2 separate regions of the Homo sapiens genome follow, and region 2 is linked to region 1. Evidence: chromatin loops called from intact Hi-C (ENCODE). Cell type or tissue: heart left ventricle. All regions are shown on one strand. Links, peaks and the distances in the headings refer to the core of each region. The heading gives the core; the rest is flanking DNA. Region 1 overlaps MYLK2 (myosin light chain kinase 2). Region 2 overlaps NOL4L (nucleolar protein 4 like).

The links. Peaks named below come from ENCODE experiments on the same cell type or tissue, not always from the same donor. Only the 100,000 strongest peaks of a DNase experiment are listed, where the experiment ranks them.
Region 2: it touches region 1 in a loop (2.7-fold over the local background); 3 of 110 quality-filtered maps call a loop at or near these places.

Annotation. Positions count from the first base shown.
Region 1 is chr20:31,831,867-31,834,759 of GRCh38, reverse strand. MYLK2 (myosin light chain kinase 2) reads right to left here. Exons shown (of 13, transcript NM_033118.4): 12 at 2,624-2,756; 13 at 76-1,043. The coding sequence ends at 963. Among named protein-coding and RNA genes, the nearest start is that of FOXS1, 12 kb to the left of the region's middle. RefSeq lists an enhancer at 84-714. In heart left ventricle, for the core only: CTCF peaks have their summits at 971 and 1,172; a DNase peak (open chromatin) is centred at 1,179; H3K27ac peaks cover 701 bases.
Region 2 is chr20:32,456,040-32,458,932 of GRCh38, reverse strand. NOL4L (nucleolar protein 4 like) reads left to right here. Exons shown (of 11, transcript NM_001256798.2): 6 at 2,538-2,815. Among named protein-coding and RNA genes, the nearest start is that of ASXL1, 99 kb to the right of the region's middle. RefSeq lists enhancers at 1-515, 516-1,431, 1,432-2,347 and silencers at 1,129-1,278, 1,709-1,758, 1,769-2,038. In heart left ventricle, for the core only: CTCF peaks have their summits at 1,598 and 1,798 (motif pointing right); DNase peaks (open chromatin) are centred at 1,332 and 1,822; H3K4me3 peaks cover 1,226 bases.

The DNA of each region.
Region 1 (2,893 bases), core at 181-2,680:
AGTAGGTGCTCAGTGAACTGTGGTCATCAGCGACCTCACACCAGTGCAGGCACACACAGAGGGAAGGAGGCCACATCCAACCTGTACATTTATTTACAAGGCACAAGCTGAGAGCAGACTGGAGGCTGCCCCATGGCCTTCCTAATTCTCCTGGGCCTGCTGACCCCATCATCTGAGGCCATGGGTGACCCCCAAGATGGGGGCCCCGAGTGGTTGGGTTGGGCCGGCTTGGCCCTGAGGCAAGCTCGGGGGTGGTCTCCTGTGTCCCTTGGCTTCTCCCCTCCCCCTCCACCAGGCCTGGGCTGGGCGCCCTCTCTCTCACACAGAGTTCCTGTGTGTTGGTGGTCGCAAGGAAGGTGGGTGGGGGCCAGCCTGGGCCAGATGGTGTGGGCTCGGCCTTATCTGCTGGAGTGGGGAGGTGGCGGGGGCATGGAGGTCCTCTCTCACAAAGCCTGCTCTGTCTTCCCTGGCAGCTGGGCCTTAGGAATCAGCGTTGCAGCCTTTCTGCCCCACCAGGAGCCTCCCATCCACAACCACAGAAGCCCTACATGCTGAGACCCCCCAGCCATGGCACTCCAGCTAGGAGGAGGCCCAGGCTAAGGACTCTCCCAGTGGGGCAAAGCAGGGGTCACCACGGCGGCGGCAGTTCAAAGACGAGGAGCTGGGGAGGGAACCGGGAGCGGCTTCAACGGGGGCCTGGAGTCTGGGGTGTGGCCGACAGGCTGGAGCCCTGTCTGGGGAGGTGCTAGCAGGATGGATCCAGGCCACACTCCGAGGCGGCTCACATCGGGGAAGCGGTCACTGCATGGGGGCGTGGGGAGCCCCGAGCCTCCCAGCCTGGCACAGCCTTGTCCTAACGAGGCTGCCCTGGGGATCTGGCTGCCTTTTCTGGCCTTCTGGGCTGTGTGGCTTCAGCCCCGGCCACTGTGTGGCTGCGTCCAGGCTTCAGCTGCGCCCAGGGCTCAGACCCCCAGAGCCATCAGTGCCCCCGAGCTGCTGATCTTCTTGAAGCGGTTGGCAGCGCTGACAGCAATGAAGTTTTTCTAGAGGGCAGAAGAGAGGGAGTCCCAGTCAACACCAGGGCAGGGGGGCAGCTGCAGGGTGTCTGAGCAGCCTGTAAGTCCCCTTCAGTCCAGGAGGGTCACAGGCTAGAGAAGGTGCAGTGCCCAAAATGGCCACGGGAGGCGCCATGACACTGTATTGTCCAGGAGTCCCCTCACTCAACGGATAGGTCAGCCAGACCTGAACCAAGGACCGCTCTGCTCCAAACACTCCCATGGCTCCAGTTTTGCTCCAAGTAAAAGATAAACCCCTTGCCATGGCCGATGAGTCCCTCCAACTCCTGTCCCCCTCTTCCTCTCTAACTTCATTCCTTACCTCCTTGCTCACTCCACTCCATCCATACTGGCCTCCTACCTGTTCCTCAAACTCTCCAACCACACCTCTGCCTCAGGGCCTTTGCACTGGCTACTCCCTCTGCCCGGAATACTCTTCTCCCAGTATTGGCACGGCTCACCCCTCCCCACCTTCAGGTCTTTGTTCACATGCTTCTCAGTGAGCCCTTCCTGACCCCCCCTATTTAGAAGTGCAGGCTGGGCACAGTGGCTCACACCTGTAATCCCAACACTTCGAGAGGCCAAGGCGGGAGGATTGCTTGCCTGAGCAACATGGCGAGACCTCATCTCCACAAAAATATTTTTAAAATATTAACTGGATGTGGTGGCATATGTCTGTGGTCCCAGCTATTCAGGAGGCCAAAGGAGAGGATCACTTGAGCCCAGAAGGTCAAGACTACAGTGAGCCATGATAGCGCCACTGCACTCCAGCTGGGGAGGCAGAGTGAGACCCTGTCTCTAAAAAAAATAAAAATAAAAGTGCAACCTCTCCCCGGCAGAAGGCCCTTATTTTTTTTCTAAAGTCTTCTTTAACCCTGCCTATTTCCACAGGGCTCTAGAAAATGCCCCACCTCAGCCAGGCACAGTGGCTCACGCCTGTAATCCCAGCACTTTGGGAGGCGGAGGCAGGTGGATCACGAGGTCAGGAGTTCAAGACCAGCCTGGCCAACATGGTGAAACCCCGTCTCCACTAAAAATACAAAAATTAGCCAGGTGTGATGGTGGGTGCCTGTAATCCCAGCTACTTGGAAGGCTGAGGCAGGAGAATTGCTTGAACCTGGGAGGCAGAGGTTGCAGTGGGCCGAGATCACGCCATTGTACCCCAGCCTGGGTGACAGAGCAAGACTGTATTGAAAGAAAGAAAAAAAGATAGAAAATGCCCCATCTCTCACCAAAAGTAACTCCACAAAGACTGAGATCTTTGTCTCTTTTGTCCACTCCTATATCCCAATGCCTAGAAGTAGTAGATGCTCAAGAAATATTTGAAAAATGAAGGAGGGAAGCCAGAGCCCCAGATGGGTGGGGCTGGGTGGAAGGCCGGGTAGAGGTCTCCACTCTAGGACAGGAGCCAGCCCAGGGCAAAAACAGAAAAGTCAACCCTGTCTTCCGGACAGGGCCCAGCCTGGTCAACAGAACCTGCCAAGGCAGGGACGGTGGAGGCTGGGATCTGGCACCAGGAGCTCTTCCCACTAGCAAGCCCTCCCTCCCCACCCTGAATCCAGCGGTACCTTCCAGCGCCTCTTCATGAGGTATTTCTTAAGCAAGATCTGGGACTTAAGGCGTCGGTTACAGCGTTTGGCTTTCTCCGCCAGGTTGTTGAGCCAGGGATGGGCGAGACACTGGGCAGCGTTCATCCGGGCCCTGGGGGAGAGGCAGCATGGTGACGGTGGGCTGCATGCTCGTGAGGCCCCAGGGGCTCAGCTGGCCTCTCTACCTGGCTCCCGCCCTGCCAGCACTCAGACACACTAAGCTTGCACACATACAGTTCAGGTTCTGGG
Region 2 (2,893 bases), core at 307-2,806, 620 kb before region 1:
AGGAGCACCCTGAGCAGCGTGTCTCTGGAGCTCACAGTGGCGGAGGGCAAGTCCATCTTCTCGGGAAAACCTGATTGGGAGGTGGGTGGTGGGATGATGGGATGTCACTTCTGGGCCTATGTAGGGTGTGGCACTGCAGCCAGCCTTGGGCCTGGTGCCTGTGATGAAGGCAGTGACCACTTGCTCACTGTGTGCCAGGCACGATGCCCACTGAGGAGCAGCCCCTCATTCCAGAGGAGGAATCTAAGGCCCTCCAAGGTCAAGCAAGTGGCCTGTGAGGGTGGTGTCGGTATGTGAAGTCGCACCTGCAAGGTGGGTGAAGGATGGGCCCCCTGCAGCTCATGGGAGCGTGGGTAACCAGCCAGTATGGGTGTCATCCCTGTCCCCCGTGGAGGCTCCTGGACCTCAGGTGCAGGGGCTTCTCTGGTGACAGGGTCTGTCCTGGTGGGGCAGATGGCCCTCACGATGACCCTGGGCCAGGGGAAGGGAGCATGAGGATCCCTGGCAGGGCCGGGCAGCAAGCTGGGGTTGGAGGCGTGAGTGCCTCCTTCCTAGGGACAGTGGAGAAAAGTGCCAGCCTGAAGTGGCAGTGTGGAACCAGACCTTGAAGGCTGGCTGCCATCTGCTCAGCTGGAGGTGTCATGGCAGGCAGATTGCAGAGCTCCAGCACAGGATAGTGAGGCTGGGCTGGGGGACTGCAGAGGTCACAGGACTGAGAGTGCCAGTGGCTGTGGGCCGGACTCTTACTCAGCTACAGGAAAGCATGGGACAGGGGAGTGAGGATTAGGCCTGGCTCTCACAGGTGGGATGTGGGTGGCCTGGGCGCTGGAGAGCAGCCAGTGGGAGCTGCATGAGGAGCTGGTCTGGTTCCCGGGTGGAGGAAAGTGGGCACCCCCATTCTCACAATTCACCTTCCCTGTTACCCACGAGGCTGAGTAAGGCACATCTGTCCCCCAGGAGGTCTGGCACCTTGGTTGCAGTCATTACTTTGTTTCCAGGCCAGCACTCAGTAGGTGCTCAGTAAAAATGCTGGGGAATGTGTTGGCTCCAGACTGGGCGCGAGTAGGCTGTGGGGTCCCGGGGACAGCCAGCGCGGGCCGGGACTCCGAGGATGCAGCCAGTGAGGGGCAGCTATGGGCGGGCTTTGAGCAGAGCCCGGAGCTGCCCTGCGGGAGGATGGAGGGAGTGGTGGAGCTAGGCTGCCCGAAGGAGGACAGGACGCCTGGCCCAGGGGACCTGCTGCAGCCGAGGGGGAGGGGTGCACTGCGCCGCCGTGGCCTCCCATCCCCCTCTGCCCGGCCTGGCTGCATGATGGGCAGCCTGGACCCGCCCCCGGGCAGCCGGGAGGCCAGCAATTGGTTGGGGCGCTAGAGCCGCTCGGTCGCCATGGGGACGCTCTGGAGGTGCGCGTGCCCAGTGCCCAGCACCGGGGACTAAATCTTCATAATCTGCCGGCTGGGAGGGTGGGGGTGGGGTCCGGCGTGACCCTGGCCTGGGGGAAGGGGCGGCAGGGCCCGCTGTGACCACCCCTCCCCCACCCACTCTGGGTGCAGGTGTGGAGCCGCCAGGGTCACCCGTACCTCCCCGGGACCCTCGCGGGTGCTCACCTGACAGTGACCCCGGGAGTTCCCGTGCAGCTTCAGCCTCTGCCGTCTCAGCTGAGCAAGCAGGAGGCCGGGGCTGGGGCTGGGGCTGGGTGGGCAGAGAGGCCTGGAATGTATCTGGAACTGTCTGGTCCCCTGGTTAAAGTTTCCTCCCCCGCGCCCGCAGGCTGGCGGTGCCGCGCTCTTTGCGGCAGGGGGCGCCCTCGCAGTGCTTTGCCGGGGCTGCCCACCCTGAGACGCCGGGCAGGCCCACTCGGGGGCCGCGTGCAGACCCCAGACCTTGCAGCCCCGGCTTTGCACGTCCCAGGCCGTGGGGCCTGCACGGAGCGCAGATTCGGGGGCCACCGTGCCTGTGCCTAGGCTGCCAGGGCTGGGCTTGCTTACAGGAGGGAGTGAATGGCTGGAGGTCACAGTAGAGCCATCCTTCCTGCTTCCGGCAGAGGAAGGAGACATTTGAGGGCCCACCGTGGGCAGGGGCTCTGAGAGCTCGAAGCTGCAAGGCAGTGCCCGGCAGCAGGAGCAGGGTGGGTGGGAGGTGCGGTCCTGGGAGCTGGGGAGAAGGGAGAGCCTGGCCGGGCTTCGAGGGCCTCCAGGGCCCTCTGACAGGCCACTCACTCCCAAACCCTTGGAGCTCGGTCTCCCTTAAGCCTGGACATAACGCTTGCGAGTTTGGGGTGCAGGAAGACCCTCCATGCCCTGCACAGCCCTGCCTGGCCACACCCCTCCTGATGGCCCCTCTGTTCTGGCAGAGGGGACCCTGTGGCTGCCTCAGCTGAGGCTGTGGGCTGGGGCAAATTGCCTCTGAGGTGGGGTAGCAGCACTCACCCCAACCCAGGGACACTCATGAGGAGGACACAGGGTGGGATACTCCGAGGTGGCTGCAGTGGCCACAGTGCCTTGGGTGGGGCCTCACACCCAGGCCTCTCATTCCAGATGACTCCTCCTCTGAGAGTGGCAGCGGCAATGGCTCCTCCACCCTGAACCCATCCACGTCGAGCAGCACGCAGGGCGACCCTGCCTTCCCCGAGATGAATGGCAACGGCGCCGTGGCCCCCATGGACTTCACCACGGCCGCCGAGGATCAGCCCATCAACCTGTGTGACAAGCTCCCGCCGGCCACGGCACTTGGCACAGCCTCCTACCCCTCGGATGGCTGCGGTGCCGACGGGCTGCGGAGCCGCGTCAAATACGGGGTGAAGACCACCCCCGAGGTGTGTGGGGCTGGGGGCTGAGTCCATTTCTTTCTGTAAAGGGCTGTCGCGAGGCGAGAATGAAATTGTATACGCCCA